2 separate regions of the Homo sapiens genome follow, and region 1 is linked to region 2. A link is an interaction called in ENCODE POLR2A ChIA-PET data of the cell type or tissue named here. Cell type or tissue: GM12878. All regions are shown on one strand. Each heading gives the region's core, and the rest is flanking DNA. Links, peaks and the distances in the headings are about the cores only.

Region 1 (11,808 bases), core at 4,345-8,344, 220 kb after region 2:
GACATCCGGTTGGCCGGCGTGGGCATCGCTCTACGCACCGTCCCATACGCCCCCTACGGCTATTCTTCGTGGAGTGTGAAGATTGGCCGGGAGTGAGGCAGGAAGTGGCTGTTGGTTGGGCGGGAGGTGAGGGGCGGGCCACGCTGGATCGAGACCGCCGGGCGCGCGCGTCTCGGGGCGGGGCTGGTTTAACAGGCGTTCCCGCGTCGGTTGCTGTGGTGCCTTCGGGGCGTTCCAACCCAACCCCCAGTAGCCCTCACCCGTCTGGTTCCTGGAGCCGAGACTTGGGACGCATCGCGCGCCCTTCGCTGACGGGGCAAACGGCAGCCGGCAAAAGGGGTAGGAGTCCGACGATCGGCCATCAGGAAGGGCCCGTTGCAGCGAACGCGGGCCCCTACGGGCGTGAGCAGAACCCAGCGCGAGCGCCTGGCCGGATTGGCGTGCACTGCTCCGCGCTGTGTGAGCCGGCGCCGCAGTTCCTGCAGAGTCATGGCTCGGCCCAGGAGCCTGCGCAGCCTCGTCGCCCAGCATAACACACAGTCCAGAATAATATAATCCGAGGTTATTTGAACTTTCAATTTATGTTTCCTGAAGTGAGATTAGGTGTCAGGGCAGAGAGATACAGGGATGACAGGACGAGAGAAAGGATGGTGCCATGGAAAGATTTAAGATACGCCACCATTTTAGTAACCCACTCTTAGTACATCTTCAGTTTTCAGTATGCTGAGAACCTCACAAAATGGAAGTGGCCCAGGGTTTTTCTAGACCTTTAGAGATCCTGATCTCTTGTTCTCTATTTGTTTGGACACCCAAAGGCTTGACTACTAGGGTGGAAAACACTAGAATCAGCGAATGTATCACTGATCTGAAAAGCCCTCTTGCCACCGGGAAGGGGAAGAAAGGCAGGGTTTGGTGTTTGCATGAGTTAGTATCATCCAACCCTCAACCCCCAAATTTTTTTTATTTTTATTTTTTTGAGACGAAGTCTTGCTCTGTCGCTCAGGCTGGAGTCTAGTGGTGCGATCTTAGCTCACTACAACCTCCGCCTCCCGGGTTCAAGCGATTCTCCCTCAGCCTCCCGAGTAGCTGGGATTACAGGCGCCCGCCACCACGCCCGGCTAATTTTTGTATTTTAGTAGAGACAGGTTTCACCATGTTGGCCAGGCTGACCTCAGGTGATCGACCTGCCTCTGCCTCCCACAGTGCTGGGATTACAGGCGTGAGCCACGGCGCCCCAACTTCAGCCCCAAAATTTGTGTAGGAGAATTTTGGTTTCCTGTCTACCTGGGGAAGCAGCTATTCAAAGCAGAATAAAATTCTGGATGCTACATGATCCAAATAATGAGCTTAAAATGTAGTTACAGGAAGTACATTTGTGAGCAAAAGAGCTACTCCTGCAAAGGTAAGTGCCAAAAGACTGTGGTACTATGGAGAATTCAATGGGATTCTGAAGGGGAGGGACTGCTTCCATCCAGAATGGACTGGCAAAGAGGTCAGAATTGGCTGGGCGAGGTGGCTCTCCCTGTGATCTGAGCACTTTGGGAAGCTGATGCAGGTGGATCATTTGAGGCCAGGAGTTCAAGACTAGCCTGGGCAACATAGTGAGACCCCTGTCTCTACAAACATAAAAATAAAAAAATTAGCCTGGCATGGTGCACACCCGTAGACCCAGATACTAGGAAGACTGAGGCAGGAGTATCCTTGACTCCTGATTGAGGAGGCTGCAGTGAGCTAAGATCAGGCCACTGCATTTCATCCAGCCTGGGCAACAGAGTGAGAACCCGTCTCTAAATAAATAAATAATAAAAACAAACAGATGTTTTACATGGGCATCGTTTGTGCAGTCCAAAGCAATTACAATAGTAACATCAACCTGGATCACCATGACAGATATAATAATGAAAACATATTATACGAATTCCCAAAATGTGACAGAGACCAGAAGTGAGTACGTGCTGTTGGAAAAATGGTGCTTATAGACTTACTTGATGCAGGGTTGCCACATTCAATTTGTAAAAACACAGCATCTGTGAAAACCAATAAAAGGAAGTGCAGTAACAAGAGGTTTACAGCCTGTTTACATTCTGACATGGAGCAACAGTCAAGATTTAGTGTCATGTGAAAAAGCACAGAGAAAGGTGTGTTTCCTTTCATACTGAAAAGGGAGATGTATTCTCATACATGTAAGCTTGGCCAAACAAGCTTACTAGAAAGAAACACGAGAAACTGCTAGGAAAGGTTAATGCTGGAGAGGGGGCCTGAAACTCTAGAAGCAGAAATACTTTCTTGGCCAGGCACAGTGGCTCACGCCTGTAATGCCAGCACTTTGGGAGGCTGAGGCGGGCGGATTACCTGAGGTCAGGAGTTCAAGACCAGTATGGCCAACATGGTGAAACCCTATCTCTACTAAAAATACAAAAATTAGCCGGGCATACTGGTGCACACCTATAGTCCCAGATACTCGGGTGGCTGAGGCAGGACAATCGCTTGAACCCGGGAGGCAGAGGTTGCAGTGAGCCAAGATTGTGCCACTGCACTCTAGCTTGGGTGACAGAGCCAGACTCTGTCTCCAAAAAAAAAAAAAAAAAAAAAAAAAGAAATGACACTTTCTTTAAACATGCATATGATTTTTTCAACAAAGAATCAGGCCGGGTGAGGTAGCTCATGCCTCTAATTCAGCACTTTGGGAGGCGAAGGTGGGTGGATCACTTGAACCCAGGATTCAAGACCAGCCTGGGCAACATGACAAGACCCCATCTCTACAAAATATACAAAAATTAGCTTGGCATAGTGGCTTGAGCCTGTAGTCTCAGCTACTCAGGAGGCCGAGGTGGGAGGATTGTCTAAGGCCAAGAGGTCAAGGCTGCAGTGAGCCAAGATTGGGCCACTGTACCAGAGTAACACCCTGTCTAAAAAAATAAAAATAGGCCAGGCACAGTGGCTCACGCCTGTAATCCCAGCACTTTGGGAGGCCGAGGCGGGTGGATCATGAGGTCAGGAGATCGAGACCACGGTGAAACCCCATCTCTACTAAAAATACAAAAAATTAGCCGGGCGCAGTGGCGGGCGCCTGTAGTCCCAGCTACTCGGGAGGCTGAGGCAGGAGAATGGTGTGAACCCGGAAGGCGGAGCTTGCAGTGAGCGGAGATTGCGCCACAGCACTCCAGCCTGGGCGACAAAACGAGACTCCGTCTCAAAAAAAATAAAAATAAAAATAAATAAATAAATAAAAATAGGCCAGGCACAGTGGCTCACGCCTGTAATCCCAGCACTTTGGGAGGCCAAGGCGGGTGGATCACCTGAGGTCAGGAGTTCGAGACCAACCTGACCAACATGGAGAAGCCCTGTCTCTACTAAAAATACAAAATTAGCCGGGCATGGTGGCTAATGCCTGTAATCCCAGCTACTCGGGAGGCTGAGGCAAGAGAATCGCTTGAACCCAGGAAGCAGAGGATGCGGTGAGCTGAGATTGCGCCATTGCACTCCAGCCTGGGCAACAAGAGTGAAACTCCGCCTCAAACTCACGCCTGTAATCCTAGCACTTTGGGAAGCCGAGGCGGGTGGATCACGAGGTCAAGAGATCGAGACCATCCTGGCTAACACGGTGAAACCCCGTCTCTACTAAAAAAAACCACACACACAAAAAAATTAGCCGGGTGTGGGGCGGGTGCCTGTAGTCCCAGCTGCTGGGGAGGCTGGGGCAGGAGAATGGCGTGAACCCGGGAGGCGGAGCTTGCAGTGAGCTGAGATCGCGCCACTGCACTCCAGCCTGGGAGACAGAGCAAGATTCCGTCTCAAAAATAAATAAATAAATGAAAGAAATAAAAACTTAAAAAAGGAATAAATTTTAGCTTTAGCTTTTGTACTTTTTTCAAAATAGGCAGTATGTTTAAAAGAGTAAACAAAATTGTTGATCCATTTATCCTTCGTATCCAGCTTCTTCTCATAGCTTGTCTCTCCATCCTTCCCTCAAAGCCACCCTCATCCTTGCTCATGCCTACCTTTTGCTTGAAGGAGAAAGTGGGCACACAGAGAGAGGGAGCACTCACATTTTTATCCATTTACTTTTTTTTTTTTGACAGATAAACACTTTGTTTATTCATCCTCCTCCTCATCTCCTCCTCGTCTTCATCTTCCTCTTCCACCTTTTTCCAGGCAACTTTAGCAGGACGCTTTGAGCCATCAAACTTCCCTTTCGACTTAGAATCAGCAACATCCTTCTCGTACTTCTCCTTCAGCTTTGCCGTCTTAGTGATGTAAGGCTGCTTTTCACTGTCATTTAAGTTATTCCACATCTCACCCAGCTTTTTTGCCACATCTCCAATAGAGATGCCAGGGTTTGTGGATTTGATCTTGGGGCGGATTTCCGAAGAGAACAGGAAGAATCCAGATGGTGGCCTTTTGGGGGCACTAGGATCCTTCTTCTTCTTGCCTCCCTTAGCTGGTCCCTTCATTTCCCGATCACAGTGCACTTTATCCGTCTTTGCCATTTCATCAAATTTAGACTTCTCTTTCCCGGACATTGTCTTCCACCTTTCAGAGCACTTCTTGGAAAATTCTGCAAAATTGACAGGGTTTTTCTTTTTACATTCTTCTCTGCATGTCTGCACAAAGAAGACATAAGCAGACATCTTGCCCTTTGGTTTCTTGGGGTCACCTTTAGCCATCCTGGCTGTATTGTTCGCTCTCATTCCTTTTTTTTTTTTTTTTTTTTTTTTTGAGACGGAGTTTCTCTCTTGTTGCCCAGGCTGGAGTGCAATGGCAGGATCTCAGCTCACAGCAACCTCGGCCTCCCGGGTTCCAGCGCTTCTCCTGCCTCAGCCTCCTGAGTAGCTGGGATTACAGGCATAAGCCACCACGCCCGGCCCATTACTTTCTTAATAGTTAGGCTGGTAATGGTCATTTCTCTAAAGTTTCTCTATACTCATGCTAATCTGGCATTGTCAAAATGATGGACAAAGAAAAAGATATGTAACTATGTTAATTGAAGTTTATTTTATTACAGTGAAATTAAACTTTTTTTTTTTTTAAGACAAGTTACCGGCCAGGCTAGAGTACAGTGGCACAATCATGGCTCACTGCAGCCTCAAACTTCTGGGCTCAAGGGATCCTCTTGCCTCAGCCTCCCAAGTGGCTAAGACTATAGGCATGCACCACCATGCGTGGCTAGTTTTTATTTTTATTTTATTTTTTTGAGACAGATTCTCACTGTTGCCCAGGCTAGAGTACAGTGTACAATCTCGGCTCACTGCAACCTCTACCTCCCAGTTTAAGCGATTCTCCTGCCTCAGCCTCCAGAGTAGCTGGGACTACAGGCATGTGCCACCTCACCCGGCTAATTTCTCTATTTTTAGTAGAGATCGGGTTTCGCCATGTTGGCCAGGCTGGTCTCAAACTTCTAAGCTCAGGTGATCCACTTGCCTTGGCCTCCCAAAGTGCTGGGATTACAGGCCTGAGCCACCGTGCCCAGCCTAATTTTTATTTTTTGTAGAGATAGAGTCTCACTTTCTTGCCCAGGCTGGTCTCAAACTCCTGGGCTCAAGTGATCTCCCTGCCTCAGCCTTCCAAAGTGCTGATATTACAGGTGTGAACCACAGCACCTGGCCAACATTTTTCATGTTCATTAACCATATATATTTTTTTTCCTTTGTGAATTCTCTATTCATGTCGTTTGTCCATTTTTCCACTATAGGGTTTGTCTTTTTTTTTTTTTTTTTTGAGACGGAGTTTCACTTTGTTGCCCAGGCTGGAGTGCAGTGGCATGATCTCGGCTCACTGCAACCACCACCCTCCGAGTTCACATGATTCTCCTTCCTCAGCCTCCTGAGTAGCAGGGACTACAGGCGCCTGCCACTGTGCCCGGCTAATTTTTTGTATTTTTAGTAGAGATGGGGTTTCACCTTCTTGGCCAGGCTGGTCTTGAACTCCTGACCTCGTGATCCACCCGCCTTGGCCTCCCAAAGTGCTGGGATTACAGGCGTGAGCCACCACGCCCAGCCTAGGTTTTGTCTTTTTCATACTGGTTTGTAAGGAATCATTATGTACTATGTGCTCATGCGATGGCTCTTGCCAGTAATGCCAGCAATTTGGGAGGCCGAGGCAGGCAGATCACTTGAGCCCAGGAGTTTGAGACCAGCCTGGGCAACATGGCAAAACCCTATCTGTACAGAAAATAAAAAATTAGTGGCATATGCCTGAGTGCCAGCTACTCAGGAGGCTGAGGTAGGTGGATAGATTCAGCCCAGGAGGTTGAGGCTGCAGTGAGCCATGATCATGCCACTGCACTCCACTAGCCTGGGCAACAGAGCAAGACCCTGTCTCTAAAAAATAAAATAATTAGACAGGGGCTCTTTGTTGCTCAGGGGCTGCTCCAAGTGATCATCCTCCATTGGCCTCTGAAAGTGCTGGGATTACAGATGTGAACCACTGCTCCCAGACCTTTAAGAGCTTTTAAACCGGGGGCTCTTTTTGGTTATAAGGAACACAGATGGCCAGGCATAGCGGCTCATGCCTGTAATCCCAGCACTTTGGGAGACCGAGATGGGCAGATCATTTGAGGTCAGGAGTTCAAGACCAGCCTGGCCAACATGGTGAAACCCTGTCTCTACTAAAAATACAAAAATTAGCCGGGCATGGTGGTGCGTACCTGTAGTCCCAGCTACTTGGGAGGCTGAGGCAGGAGAATCACTTGAACCCAGGAGGCGGAGGTTGCAGTGAGCCGAGATCGCACCACTGCACTCCAGCCTGGGCAACAGAGCGAGACTTTGTCTCAAAAAAAAAAATAGGCCGGGCACGGTGGCTCACGCCTGTTATCCCAGCACTTTGGGAGGCTGAGGTGGGTGGATCATGAGGTCAGGAGATCGAGACTGTCCTGGCTAACATGGTGAAATCCCGTCTCTACTAAAAAATACAAAAAAAATTAGCCGGGCGTGGTGGCGGGTGCCTGTAGTCCCAGCTACTCGGGAGGCTGAGGCAGGAGAATGGCGTGAACCCGGGAGGCAGAGCTTGCAGTGAGCTGAGTTCGTGCCACTGCACTCCAGCCTGGGCGACAGAGCGAGACTCCGTCTCAAAAAATAAATAAATTAATTAAATAAAATAAATAATAAAGAAGAGAGATATAGTGAAACTACCTCAAGGAAAGTATATAGGGATGTCAAAGAGCCCAAGGAGAGGAAGAGAGTACTGCCTCGCCTCATGCTATCCCGAGCTGGGATTGCAGTGTAGTGGCTCTTCCTGTCTTCCAGAGCCAAATGACATCTGCTTCATTCTCCCTTTCATGATCAGGCAATTTGACTCATTTTTTTTTCTTTTTTTTCTTTGCAGAGATGGGATCTCCCTGTGTTGCCCAAGCTGGTCTCAAACTCCTGGGCTTAAAGGGATCCTCCCACCCTGACCTCACAAAATGCTGGGATTACAGGCATGAAGCACTGTGCCCGGCCCACTCACTTTTTTACTCAGCTTGGTCTGCCTGAAAAAACAATACACTGGCTAACATTTCAAAATATTAACCAGCCACACAGTGTTGTTTAAATGTATATAGGCCAGGCATGATGGCTCACACCTGTAATCCCAGCACTTTGGGAGGCTGAGGTGGGTGGATCACTCGAGGCCAGGAGTTCGAGACCAGCCTGGCCAACGAGGCGAAACCCCATCTCTACCAAAAATACAAAAATTAGCTGGGCATGGTGGTAGGCCCTGTAATCCCAGCTACTCGGGAGGCTGAGGCAGGAGAATTGCTTGAACCTGGGAGGCAGAAGTTGCCATGAGCCAAGATCATGCTGCTGCACTCCAGCCTGGGCAACAGAGTGAGCACAGTCTCAAAAAAATGAAGTAAAAAAATAATATATCAATGTCTATAAACATAAACCCACTATAAATTTATAGCTCATATCAATATAAAACCATGTTTATAATTTTACCTATAATACAAACCAAAAAGTCAAATTAACATTTATGTTACTTATTATTTTTTTTTTTGAGAGAGTCTCACTCTGTCGCCCAGGCTGGAATGCAGTGGCATGATCACGGCTCACTGCAAGCTCTGCCTCCTGGATTCAAGTGACTATCATGTCTCAGCCTCCCAAGTAGCTGGGATTACAGGCGCATGCCACCGCGCCCGGCTAATTTTTGTATTTTTAGTAGAGACGGCTTCCACCATGTAAGTCAGGCTGGTCTCCAACTCCTGACCTCGTGATCCACCTGCCTGAGCCTCCCAAAGTGCTGGGATTACAGGCGTGAGCCACTGGGCCCAGCCTTTTTTCAGATTTTTTTTTTTTTTTTTTTTTTTGAGATGAAGTCTCACTCTTGTCCCCCAGGCTGGAGTGCAGTGGCGCGATCTTGGCTCACTGCAACCTCCGCCTCCCAGGTTCAAGTGATTCTCCTGCCTCAGCCTCCCAAGTAGCTGGGATTACAGGTGCGTACCACCACACCTGGCTAATTTTTGTATTTTAAGTACAGACGGGGTTTCACCATGTTGGCCAGGCTGGTCTTGAACTCCTGACCTCAGGTGATCCACCCGCCTCGGCCTCCCAAAGTGCTGGGATTACAGGCGTGAGCCACTGCGCCTGGCCAACTTCTTTTTTAAAACTATATTAGCACAGAGAACACCATGTTGTTTCAGGGAAGGGCAAATGTCACTAACAGACTATCACAGAAGCCAGACTGAAATTTCCATGGGGAAAAACAAGATTTAGCTTCCTTGGTTTGGGGAATATTCCTCTTGGTTGCCAGAAGAGACCCACTGACATTCACACCCAGTGTGATTCACAGCCAGTGTGGTAGAAATGCTGGTGATGTGGAAAACTCTGAAAAATCTTCAGATGCTCTTCTCCTTTCCTTTCTGCCATCAGAATAAACCTTATGTCCTTCAATTCAGACCTGTTGGGACCCGGTAGCACACCCTTCCCTTCCTCACGGGCTCCAAACCTCATCTTTTCAGTGACATTGAGATGGGGATCCTCAAAGGAACCAGGAGCCATTTTTTAAATTGTGAATCTTTAAATTCTGAAGTCTTCATTAAATGTCCTCAAAATCAAGGTCTTCTTGTGAAAGGAGTTAACATCCATTTTAAGTGGGAATTATCCATCATCTCTCCTAACATTTCCTGTTCAAATAATCAAATAAAGACTTCCAGGAGTAGGCAAGAACTTAAAAAAGAAGAAGAAGAAAAAAAGAGGCCGGGTGTGGTGGCTCACGCCTGTAATCCCAACACTTTGGGAGGCCGAGGCGGGCGGATCAGCTGAAGTCAGGAGTTTGAGACCAGCCTGGCCAACACGGTGAAACCCTGTCTCTATTAAAAATACCAAAAAATTAGCCAAGCATTGTGGCGGACGCCTATAATCCCAGCTACTCAGGAGGCTGAGACAGGAGAATCGCTTGAACCCAGGAAGCAGAAGTTGCAGTGAGCCAAGATTGCGCCATTACACTCCCACCTGGGCAACAAGAGCAAAACTCTGTCTCAAAAAAAAAAAAAAAAAAAAAAAAACTTGTTGGGTTTTGTAGCTTTCTCTTTTTGGTAGGCCATGAAATAAGGGAAGTTGTGTACCATTCCTAGTGGTCATCTATGATCGGTCTGACGTATGTTTTCGTTGGTTTTTTGTTATTGTTGTTCTTGCTGTCGTTTTTGAGACAGCTCTGTCACCCAGACTGGACTGCTGTGGCACGATCTCTGCTCACTGCAACCTCTGCCTCCTGGGTTTAAGCGATTCTCAGCTTCCCAATTAGCTGGGATTATAGGCGCACACCACCATGCCCAGCTAATTTTTTATTTTTATTTTTAGTAGGGAGGGGGTTTCACCATGTTGGCTGGGCTGGTCTTGAACTCCTGACCTCAAGTGATCCACCCGCCTTGGCCTCCCAAAGTGCTGAGATTACAGGCATGAGCCACCACACCCGGCCTCTTTCTGTTGTTTTTTTGAGATAGTGTCTCACTCTGTTGTCCAGGCTGGAGTGCAGTGGTACGATCATGGCTCACTGCACCATCAAACTCCTGGCCTCAAGTTATCCTTTTGCCTCAGCCCCTGGAGCACTCTGGCTAATTTTCGTATTTTTAGTAGGGGTTTCACCATGTTGGCCAGCCTAGTTTCGATCTCCTGAGGTCAAGAGATCCACCTGCCTCAGCCTCCCAAAGTGCTGGGATTACAGGCATGAGCCATCATGTCTGGCCAAATATCATGATTGCTAATGAAAATTGACCTTAGGCGGCCGGGCGCAGTGGCTCACGCCTGTTATCCCAGCACTTTGGGAGGCTGAGGCAGGTGGATCACAAGGTCAGGAGATCGAGACCATCCTGGCTAACACGGTGAGACCCCGTCTCTACTAAAAATACAAAAAATGAGCTGCGCGTGGTGGTGGGCACCTATATTCCCAGCTAGTTGGCAGGCTAAGGCAGAAGAATGGCGTGAACCCGGGAGGCAGAGCTTGCAGTGAACCGAGATTGTGCCACTGCGCTCCAGCCTGGGCGACAGAGTGAGACTCCGTCTCAAAAAAAAAAAAAAAAAAAATTGACCTTAGGCCAGGCACCGTCGCTCACGCTCGTAATCCCAGCACTTTGGGAGGCTAAGCCAGGCGGATCCTGAGGTCAAGAGATCAAGACCATCCTGGCCAACATGGTGAAACCCTGTCTCTAAAAATACAAAAATTAGCTGGGTGTGGTGGCGCTAACCTGTAGTCCCAGCTACTCGGGAGGCTGAGGGAAGAGAATCGCTTGAACCCAGGAGGTGGAGGTTGCAGTGAGCCGAGATCGTGCCACTGCACTCCAGCCTGGCAACAGAGCGACACTCCATCTTAAAAAAAAAAAAAAAGAATACTGACTTTATTTATTTATTTTTGAGAGGGAGTCTTGCACCATTGCCCAAGCTGGAGTGCAGTGGCACTATCTTGGCTCACTGCAACGTCCACCTCCTGGGTTTAAGTGACTCTTCTGCTTCAGCCTCCCAAGTAGCTGGGACCACAGGTGTGCGCCACCACACCCAGCTAATTTTTTGTATTTTTAGTAGAGACAGGGTTTCACCATGTTGGCCAGGCTCATCTCAAACTCCTGCCCTCAAGTGATCTGCCTGCCTCAGTCTCCCAAATTGCTGAGATTACAGGCATGAGCCACCGTGCGTGGCTGAAAATTGACTTTAATAACATAGACATACTGTGGAGGGAGAAAGAATGAATATGAATCACTGGCTTGGTTAAAATATTCCTGGGCTCTGATTCCATGTCCATCAGACAACCTTCTGGGGGTTGATTTAAGCTCTTGAGTGTCTTCATGACAAGAAGAGAAAGCTTTCAACAGTGAGCATGAGGGTTTATTTGTGAACACTGACAATCAAATTCTAAAATTTATATGGAAATACAAAGGACCTAGAAAGCCAAAGCAATCTTAAAGAATATTATTGGAAGATTTACATTACTAGGTATCAACAGTATTGGTGCAACGATAAACAGACCAAGCACAAGAACACAGAGCACAGGCCGGGCGCGGTGGCTCACGCCTGTCATCCCAGCACTTTGGGAGGCCGAGGCGGGTGGATCACGAGGCCAGGAGATCGAGACCATCCTGACTAACACGGTGAAACCCCGTCTCTACTGCAAATACAAAAAAATTAGCCGGGCGTGTTGGCGCATGCCTGTAGTCCCAGCTATTTGGGAGGCTGGGGCAGGAGAATGGCCTGAACCCGGGAGGTGGAGGTCGCAGTGAGCCAAAATCATGCCACTGCACTCCAGCCTGGGTGACAGAGCGGTAGCCGGGCATGGTGGCATGTCTCAAAAAACAAACAAACAAACAAAAAAACTGCAGGCCGGGTGCAGTGGCTCATG
Region 2 (10,212 bases), core at 3,229-7,228:
TACTTCCTGCTGAAGGGCCCCTTCTAAAGGGGGTTGAGAGAAGGCCTTGCCTTTGTATCTCCTCTGAGACTCTGACCACCCACTTCCTGCCAGGGCAGGGCCGTGGGAGACCCAGGCCGTGGGGCCGGGTCTGTGTGCGGGGCCAGGCAGCCGTCTGCGTCGCTGTTTTCCAGCCTCCGTGTTGAGCATGACGTAAAGTGACAAGTGTTTAAGTCAGCACGAAAACACTGAAGGCCCCTCCGTCCCTGCAGCCTGTGAACACGTCTACTCGGCCACCCGTCAGTATAGGGAGTGTGTGTATAGGGAGGTGGCACCTGGGAGCCCAGCCCAGCAGTGTCTCTGGGCACAGTGATTTCAGGGGGATGGCCAGCAGTTGTGAAAGACAGAATGATCTGGAATGTCTCATTGGGAAGACCAAACCCCCTTCTCGCTGCAGATACCAGATAAGCACCCATCTTCACTGTCCACTGTGCAGCCCAGTCCCCTCCAGCAGCCCCAGCACAGCATGAAGAAGGCACATGAGCACCGGCCGACAGGCTTACAGGACAGGGTGCAGTGGCCAGCATCCCAGGCATCAGGGACATGTGGGATCTTCCCACACACCTGGGATGACATCGAATTAACATGATGAGAAAATTGCATCTTACTGCTAATCCCAGTACAGAACCACTATGGGCAAATTTATAAAACTAATCTGCACACCCTCTTTGCAAAAGGACACACCTGAGTTGAGTCTGCCTCTCATTGGCATGAGCTTTGTGGGGGCGTGAGGCGCACAGACCCTTGCTGTGAGAACAGGAACCCCAGTCTCCACATGCCCAGGGTCAGATCCGACAGCAAACGAAGCAGATGCGTGAATCCCCTGCCCTGTTCTCACTGACTGTGGAATATACGTTTGAAGTGAACACTTGCCATTTTTCCACGTGCAGCTTCTCCTAAAGTGTCTTTTCTCCTAACGCGTCAATAACGCCTCAGACACAGGTGTGCCTGAAGGAAACCTGCAGAGCCCCGGATGGGGACAGGCTTCAGGAGCATTGTCAGAGAGCGGGCAGCGGCATTTCGTTTTCGCTCATTTGAGGCTAGAATGGTGCAGATTTTAAAGGTCTTAGCAGCTTTTGTGTTTTACCTTTTACCAAGGGCTTTGGGGGTTTTTTTGTTTTGTTTTTCTTTATGATAGTCTTCGTACTATAAAAATATTTTCAATGAGCAGCTTCAATATAGCATCGTTCAGAAAAGCAGGTTTCCCCATTGGGCTCTCAGAGAGAGGGTGAGTCTGCAGGAAGCTGGAGCCCATTTGCTGGAGGTTCCAGACACGCGTCTGCATTTGTATGTGTTTGACCCACCTGAAAGGTAGGAGAGCTCAGTTCGGATCATTGCCGTGTTGTCTATACCACCTCCTTGTTTTCCCAAACCAAAACGCAGATCCTGATGTAGCATTTTCTCCTGATTTGAGGTCTTACCAATGTGTATACGTTAAATTCCACTCAAGACAGTTTCTTTACTGAAAAGGTATGAAATTACGTGAGAAGAAGTACAAATTTCAGGCCCCTAGAATCTGTCTATTAATATAACATTTGAATTTCTGGGAAATCTGGGGCACACATTCACGGTAGAATAACAAGGAGGCATTGCTTGCAGGGGAGCGTACTCAGAACAGTGCTGTGGATCCTGGCTTGACACCCTTTTCTGGAAAATTGGGGTCACTCTCTGGCTCAGCTACAGAATGGCCTGTCTTTGTCAGGAGGGACACTAACTTCTCATTAAGGCCATGCTCTTCAGGAACAGAGAGGATGATTTGGTTTTTGGTTTCAGGTTTTTATTTTTATTTTTGTTTTGAGACAGTCTCACTCTGTCACCCAGGCTGAAGGGCAGTGGCGCAACCTTGGCTCACTGCAGCCTCCACCTCCTGGGCTCAAGTGATCCTCCCACCTCAGCCCACCGAGTAGCTGGCACCACAGGCACGTGCCACCACACCCAGCTAATTTTTGGATTTTCTGTAGAGATATGGGACTTTGCCATGTTGCCCAGGCTGGTCTTGAATTCCTGGGCTCAAGCAATCCACCCCCACCTCGGCCTCCCAAAGTTCCGGGATTCCAGTTGTGAGCCACCATGCCCAGCCAAGAATGGCATTTTTTTTTTAATCCCAAATAACAGCCTCTTTACTAGCTGCTATGCTGGGGGAAATCCCTGCTAAGTCGGGACCCTGGCAGGAAGTGGCCGGGGCTGCTTGTCCGGTGAGCATTGTGAAGACACACGTCGCCACATGGGCAGCGCTTCCCTGAGGCGCTTGGGGAGCAGTGTTCCGCCTGCTGCAGGTGTGATGGGGTGCAGAGAGTGAGTGCCTCCGTGGTTGCAAGTCTTGCCACCAGCAGCGGTTATTAGGAAATGTATGATAACCTCAGTCATTGTTGAGGGGGGAACTGTTTGAAGTAAGGAAGAGGCTGAGGAGTCAGCTATTTACACCACACATCCACCCCCCTGCCTCCAGTGGACTGCTGTGAGCTGGGCCTGTGCCCGGGTGAGGAGACCATGGGCCTGTGTGGCAGGATCAGCAAGTCTAGGGCCAGGGCAGCCATCAGCATCCTCTGGGAGTTGGTTGTGACTATTGAAATGCAAATGCTTCCGCTTTGGTGATTTTTTTTTTTTTTGAGACGGAGTCTTGCTCTGTCACCCAGGCTGGAGTGCAGTGGCGCGATCTTGGCTCACTGCAACTTCCGCCTCCCGGGTTCACACCATCCTCCTGCCTCAGCCTCCCGAGCAGCTGGGACTACAGGCACCTGCCACGACGCCCAGCTAATTTTTTGTATTTTTAGTAGAGATGGGGTTTTACTGTGTTAGCCAGGCTGGTCTCGATCTCCTGACCTCGTGATCCGCCTGCCTTGGCCTCCCAAAGTGCTGGGATTACAGGCATGAGCCACCACGCCTGGCCAAGCTTTGGTGACTTTTAACATCCTAAGGGAGGAGTAACCCCTCTTTCCTGTTAATCCAGAGGGAGGGGAGGGAAGGCCAGATAGCCAGGGCTTCCAGCGCAGGAGGCAGAGCTTGGCAGCCACTGATGGTGGTAAGCATGTCTGCCCAGGGCTGCCTGCCTCTGCCCTCCTCTTGGGAAGACAAGCTCTGCCCCCAGCTAAAAACTCCTCACAACCCTGATGAGCCTTGCTTTTGCAGAGAGGCCCCAGCTCCCCTGGTGGTCCTCAGGCCTGGCTGCGAGGCACATTCACGAGGCACTGCCTTGAGCACTGAGGTCTGGCACCTGCCGGCTTCCCTGATGCGGCAACAGCCCCAGCTGCCAGTGAGTCTGATGATATTTGGAAAAGTATTTTTAAAAACGAGATTACTGAATTTTACAAGCTTGACATTTTCTATTGGCTTTATAAGCTCTTCTCATGTTTTTATTACCCTCACATCCAATCCGTTCGAGCTACACGCTAAATCAAATTGGTATTTTATATTTTTATTTTTTTAGAGGCAGGATCTCGCTCTGTCACCCAGGCAGGAGTGCAGTGGCACAGTCATGGCTCGCTGCAGCCTTGACCTCGCCTCAGCCTCCCCAGTAGCTGGGACCACAGGCTCATGCCACGCACGCCCGGCTGAAGCTAGTTTTAACTGAAGAAAACTCAAAGTGTTCTCTCGCCGTTAACCTTTATTATTGAGGCATTGGCTCTGCTATAGGAAAACGAGGTGACGTTAATGTCGGTGGTTGACATTAACCACTGGCAAGTGACAGTGTGGCTCCTTGACAAGTGGTTGCTGCTCATAAATGTCATGAAACAAAAACACTGATTTTAGAGAAGTGGGATTCTACAGTTAATATCGCCAGCAAACTTTTATTAAGCTCTCACTCTGTGCCAAACACATGCTTGAAGTTGGGGTGAATCTGTGACCATTAAGATGTTGGCTGTTCATGGGCACGTTATCAAGCAACTGGGGTGTGAGAGCGAATGATAAGAGGGTGAATCTGGATGAGGAGGGACTTCCAGGGCACAGGTGGAGGAGAGGCATTGCAGCCATAGAGAGGCCCAAGGGAACAGTCAAGACAAGGCGGGGACAGTGGCCAGGAGGCGAGGGCAGCACTTCCTGGGCAGGGAAGGCTTGCCAGGGAGACCAGACTCCTGTCTCTGTTTGGAAAGAAAAGGAACCGCACTGGGGGTCAGGGAGGCTAGGCACGGCACCAGCCTGGGATGCCAGTCCCGCCTGAGGGGCCAAGGCAAAGGGGAAGCATTCACAGACCCCACACCAGGCTCTGACGCCAAGTGGAAGAAGAGGGAGATAGAAGCAGAAGCCTGGGCTTCCAGGCCTGGTTCCTGGGCGGGTGTTGATGGGACCCAGGGAGAGTCCTGTGGGGATACTTTGGGTCTGGGCTGGCAGGGGCTCTGGAAGGAGAGGCATGGAGGTGCGAACCTGGTGCCCAGGTGGAGGTGCAGTGGGGGTAAGGTGGCCAGGCTGCAGACCCCTGCATCAGAATGCCTGCGAAGCTGTGGGTTTTTTGTTTGTTTGTTTGTTTTATTTCGAGACAGGGTGTCACTCTGTCGCCCAGACTGGAGTGCAGTAGCGCCGTCTCGGCTCACTGCAAGCTCCGCCTCCCAGGATCAAGTGATTCTCCTGCCTCAGCCTCCCGAGTAGCTGGATTTACAGATGCATGCCACCACGCCCAGCTAATTTTTTGTATTTTTAGTAGAAACGAGGTTTCACCACGTTGGCCAGGCTGGTCTCAAACTCCTGACCTCAAATGATCCACCTGCCTCGTCCTCCCAAGTGCTGGAATTACAGGTGTGAGCCGCACCAGCCTGTTTTTTAATTTTATTTAGAGACAGGGTCTCACTCTGTTGCCCAGACTGGAGTGCAGTGGTGTAATCTTGGCTCACTGCAGCCTCAACTTCCAGCGCTAAAGCAATCCTCCCACCTCTGCCTCCCGAGTAACTGGGACTACACACGCATGCCACTACACCCAGGTAATTTTTAAAAATTTTTTTTAGAGACAGAGCTTCTCCATGTTGCCCAGGCTAGCCTCAAACTCCTGGGCTCCAGTGACCCTCCCGCCTTAGTGTCTCAAAGTGCTGGGATTACAGGTATGAGCCACCACGCCCGGTCAGAAGCTGTGTTTTTAAGTGGACATACCATCTTGTCCTGCTGAAGTATCTCCATGTAATCACAATATCTATGTCACCCAAATCTCCTCCTTCCTCCTCCCTCCCCCAAAACACCCCCACAGGCATGCATACCCTCCCATGCGCTGGAGGCAGAATCTCCCAAGGGGAGCTGGCCAGGAGAGGTGTCCCTGAGTTCAGATGGAGGTGGAAGCCAGAGTGGGGCTGGGACCACCCAGTGACATGAGGATGGGGCTTGGGATAAAGCCCTGGGGACACTGACATTTAAAGTGTGGACAGAAGGAGCTACTGAAGGCAATGGATTTAGAAAAGCAATTGAGTATGATTTCCTTCTTCAAGAAAGGCTGTCCAACTAGCTCTCACTTCCTCTCGTGTGTTCAGTGTCACCCGGAAGCAGAGTTTAATGTGACTAAAGTCAACATTGGCTCACACTGTCAGGGAGTGTGGGAAGATGAGTAAGGACTCATCGCAGGGCGATACCCACAGCTTAAAATAGGCACCTTCCCCTCCCAGGTCTGGTTAGGGCAGTTGTTACATATGAGGGGCGTGGAGTTTTGTCTTGTATTTTGGCCTTGTTGGTAAAGCATTCCAAAGCTTCGACACACCCTCCTTTCAGCCCATTAGGAAAGGCTGTTGATTGTAATATTCACACAGCTCCCTGGGCTATGGTTAAGAGCCTTGCAGAAGGACTGGGAGAAGCCCTGTGTGTTTGAAGTATTGTAGCATCAGAAAAAAACACCGGAAGAAGGCAGGTGGGGACAAGGTGCCTATGTCTGCTCCTTGGAATTCCTTTCCTTACTGTCCGAGGCAACTACAGGGAAAGCAAAGCGTGAGCCCCCAAATCCACACCTGGGAGGAACGTTCCCCTTTGCAAGGCATGGGACTGGCTGGCCCTGTGTCTCACGGGGGCTCTGAGTTTTGAGGTCACACTAGCCTCCTGAGGCCTGGCTGAGAGGGCTGGGTTGGGGGTCAGGAGGCCCCCTGTAGCCACGAAGCTCCTCTGGGGCATTGTTAAAGGTTCACCCTCTTTTTTGTGGGTATCCTGGAAGATCTCAAGAAACTGAGCTTGGAAGAAGAGAGGCTGAGAGGGTCTCCCGCCGCCTGCGTTCTCTGCAGCTATGGCCCCACAGCCTCCAGTGACCATGGAGGGGAAGGTGCCACCCGCCTTGGCTGCTGAAAGGGTGATGCTCTTATGCCTGAGTCTTGGCTCCTGTGGTCCTGCAGAGACCCTGTGGGGGCCGCCCGGTCGTCACCTGCACTCATCTTGGGTTTTCCTTCCTTTTCCACCCTAAGCTGAAGGTATTTTTTTCCTGTTTTCTTCACTCTAACTTGGGGAAGAAGGAAGATCCTTTATGGAAAAGAAAAAAAAAAAAGCACCTTTGAACGTCCTGCAACTTGAGTTTCAAGCTTTCAGAAGGATTCGGTGCTGCTGGCCTGCTCAGACCTCCGCCTGGGCTGTGGAGTTCCTCCTGTTGGCCCCTCCTCTCTGTACCACAAAAGCTCTAGGCGGCCCAGCCACCCCTGTGAAAGCGGCGCCCGTAGCCAGACGCCAAGGCTGCCGTCCCGAGCCGAGGGTGGCACCTTGCCCAGCGCACGTGCATTCTCCTGTGGGAACTCGGAGGGCATGTGGTGAGCAGTCTCCTGTCAGTTGAGGTGGAGGCTCCCGGCCCATCTTTGCTCTCCTCAGGCTGCCCAGCTCCTGGCGGCACATGGTGGCCTGGCAAAGCTGACTTGGCCTCCTCAGTTCCCCACCCATCCGCGGATCATCGCCTTCCCTAGCCACCTCTCTCTATAGCCACCGACATCTGCGGAGCGTCACAGACTGGTTCTGAGCTGTGGTTTACAAATTCAACCCAACACAGAGTGAATTCAAATTTGCTTTTGGAACAGCCTTTATCTCCAATTAAGTGCAAGTATATTTACACTATGTGATATTAAAGGACTTCTCCAATGACTGGGAGGTACTGAACCAAGATGTTTGTAAAGAAACGGTGGGGTGAGGTGGTTAGGTAGAATATACCGTCCTGGCCATTTCTCTTCCTTCAGGCGAGTAAGCGCTCCTTCAGCAGAAAGGCTGCGGATTGCTGGCTGTGCTCTGTGGACTGGGCCAGTAGGTGTGGCCCAGGTCCAGGTCCTGGCACCTCTGCTGAGTGCCCAGCCTGAGATGACACATGCCATCCTGGAGAGAAGCAGAGAGGGTGCTGTCTCCAGGCGTTCTCCAGACAGCCTGGGCCTGGCTTGCTGAGCCAGCTGCAGGAGGGGATCTCCTGACTGGGGCTTGGGACCAGATCTGCTGCAGAGAGGCAATAACTCTGTCTAAAAAGAAAACTTGTCCCGTGTGATTACAAAAACAGGAAAAGGCTCCAAGCTAGGAAATGAGATTTGAGGTATGGAGAACATTCTCACCTGATGGAAGCATCCTGTTCCTGTACAGGAGGAGGAGCTGGTGCAAGCCCTAGGCCACATATGTCACAGTTGTTTTGGACCCTCCGTAGCTTTTATACTCATAAAATATTAAAGTTGCCCCTTTCATATTTGGGTCATTGAAAGAGCCCACCGTACTCTAGGTTCCTGCTCACTATGCACAACATCTCAGAAGATGGCGTACAAAACTATTTTTCTAACTATAGCACAGGTAATGTGGGGGTGGGGAGGCTTGGGATATACCTAAATGTGGCAAATGATTTATCTTCCACCTTGAGGGATGAAAAGGAAACTATGCACTTGAATTTTAATTAAAATTTTAATTTAATTCATTGGATAGCTTGTGCCAGAAAGAACAGTCAATATTCAAGAAGCAAAACTGACGATTAGCTCAGTTTCGGGCCTCCCTGTCGGGGGAGTTTTCTTGTCTGGAACACAAACACCTACAAGTAGAGTGTGAGCTGGTTCTTGACAATCAGATCTCATCAACCCTTTGAAATGTTCTGGGCAGCACAGCTCCTTGGTCTGCATGGTTGGTGTAAGTATAATCAAGTAGTGAAATTGTATGGTATATACCTATATGCCAACAGTGTACACCCGTATGTGCAGAATTTGCTAATATAACCATTTCAATAAAAACCTATTGAAAAAGCTGATTTGACCACATGGAGTATTGTTGGTGGTGACGTGTATCACTGAGGACTCTCTTGGTTACAAATGACAGAAAACCCAGCCAAAACTGGCTAACACAAAAGGGGAATGTCATGGCTCCCAAAAGCCAAAATGCCCAGGGGTGCCTATGTCAGGCTTGGTGTGATTTCACCCTCAAATGCTGACACCAAGACACATGCCAACTTTGCTCCTCATTGGGAACCCCATCCCCAGGCTCAGGGTGGCAGTAGCTCCATCAACACAAGAGCCAGTCCCCAGGAGGTGGCCCAGGTCAGGACGGTATTTCCCTGGCCCAACTGACTTGGTTGGAGGCACATGGCCATCACCAGCCAGCCCCTGTGATCACAGATAGAATGCACCGATGGCCTCAGCTGGCATGGGCTCCACCTTCACAGCCCAGGAGTCCATGTGTCTTCACCTGACAGACAAGAGCTGAGCGTTCTAAGGCACGGTTCCCACTGCAGAAAAACAAACGACACTGCACAGACGGGAGAAGTGAATGCTGGGGGCAAAGGCAGCACGTGTCTGACACGTGTGGAAAAGCACTGGAGCCAGAGGCCGGGTGCAGTGGCTCACGCCTGTAATCCCAGCACTTTGGGAGGCCGAGGCGGGCAGATCACTTGAGGTCAGGATTTCGAGACCATCCTGGCTAACATGGTGAAACCTCCTCTCTACTAAAAATACTAAAATTAGCCAGGCATGGTGGCACGCACCTGTACTCCCAGCTACTTGGGAGGCTGAGGCAGGAGAATCGCTTGAACTTGGGAGGCAGAGGCTGCAGTGAGCCAGGATCATGCCACTGCACTCCAGCCTGGGCGACAGAGTGAGACTCCGTCTCAAAAATAAAAAAATAAAAAAATTTTTTAAATGGGCAAAGGACATTTCTCCAAATAGACATTTCTCCAGATAAAATATACAAATAACCCAAAAGCCCATCATCAGTCATCAGGGAAATGGAAATCCAAACCACAGCGAGATACCATTTCCCACCCTCTAGAAATGAGCATCAAAAAAAAAGAAAGACAATAACAAGTGTTGACAAGATATGGAAAAACTAGAACTCTTTTTTTTTTTTTTTTTTTTGAGACGGAGTCTCACTCTGCTGCCCAGGCTGAAGTTGCAGTGGCGTGATCTCGGCTCACTGCAACCTCCACCTCCCGGGTTCAAGCAATTCTCCTGCCTCAGCCTCCCGAGTAGCTGGGACAAGCATATGCCACCACGTCCGGCTAATTTTTGTATTTTTAGTAGAGACGGGGTTTCACCGTGTTAGCCAGGATGGTCTTGATCTCCTAACCTTGTGATCTGCCCACCTCGGCCTCCCAAAGTGCTGGGGTTACAGGCGTGAGCCGCCGCGCCCTGCCTAGAACTCTTACACCCAGCTGGTGGGCATGTGGAATGCTACAGCTGCTTTGGAGCGCAGTGTGGTCACTGCTTAAAAAGTTAAACATAGCTGTACCACATGACCCAACAATACCACTCCTCAATATATGCCCAAGAGAATTAAAAACACATATTCACACAAAGACTTGTACACATGTTCATGGCAGCATTATTTATAATAGACGAGGGGTAAACAATCCAAATGTCCATCCAAATGAATAAAATGCGGTGCATCCATACCGTGGGGTACTATTCAGCCATAAGGAGGAATGAAGCATCAATACGTGCTACAACGTGGGTGAACCTCGAACACATGATGGGAAGTGAAAGAAGACAGACACAAAAGACCACATATTGTAAGGTTCCATTTATATGAAGAAATGGCTAGAATGGGAAAAATGTATAGAGACAAAATAGATTGATGGTTGCCAGGGCAAAGCCGGGGGGAAGTGGGGAATGGCAGCTAATGGGTAAGGGGTTTCTTTTGACTTGATAAAAATGTTCTGGAATTAGTGATGATGGATGCCCAGCCTAGTGAATATACTAAAAACCACTACGTTTTGCACTTTAAAAGAGTGAACGTTACGGAATGTGACTTATATCTCAGAAAATCAAAAAGAAGTAAGCT

The links. ChIA-PET counts read pairs that join two places held together with the same protein. Peaks named below come from ENCODE experiments on the same cell type or tissue, not always from the same donor. Only the 100,000 strongest peaks of a DNase experiment are listed, where the experiment ranks them.
Region 1: POLR2A ChIA-PET joins it to region 2 with 9 read pairs; 2 of 35 experiments call an interaction of 5 or more read pairs at or near these places.

What each region holds. Positions count from the first base shown.
Region 1 is chr5:179,687,056-179,698,863 of GRCh38, reverse strand. It overlaps a transcript of CANX not described here and the pseudogene HMGB3P22. Among named protein-coding and RNA genes, the nearest start is that of CANX, 6.0 kb to the left of the region's middle. RefSeq lists a silencer at 1-252 and an enhancer at 263-792. In GM12878, for the core only: no CTCF peak of the experiment used is centred there; no DNase peak of the experiment used is centred there.
Region 2 is chr5:179,909,627-179,919,838 of GRCh38, reverse strand. It overlaps a transcript of RNF130 not described here. Among named protein-coding and RNA genes, the nearest start is that of TBC1D9B, 6.8 kb to the right of the region's middle. RefSeq lists an enhancer at 1,847-2,764. In GM12878, for the core only: no CTCF peak of the experiment used is centred there; a DNase peak (open chromatin) is centred at 5,519.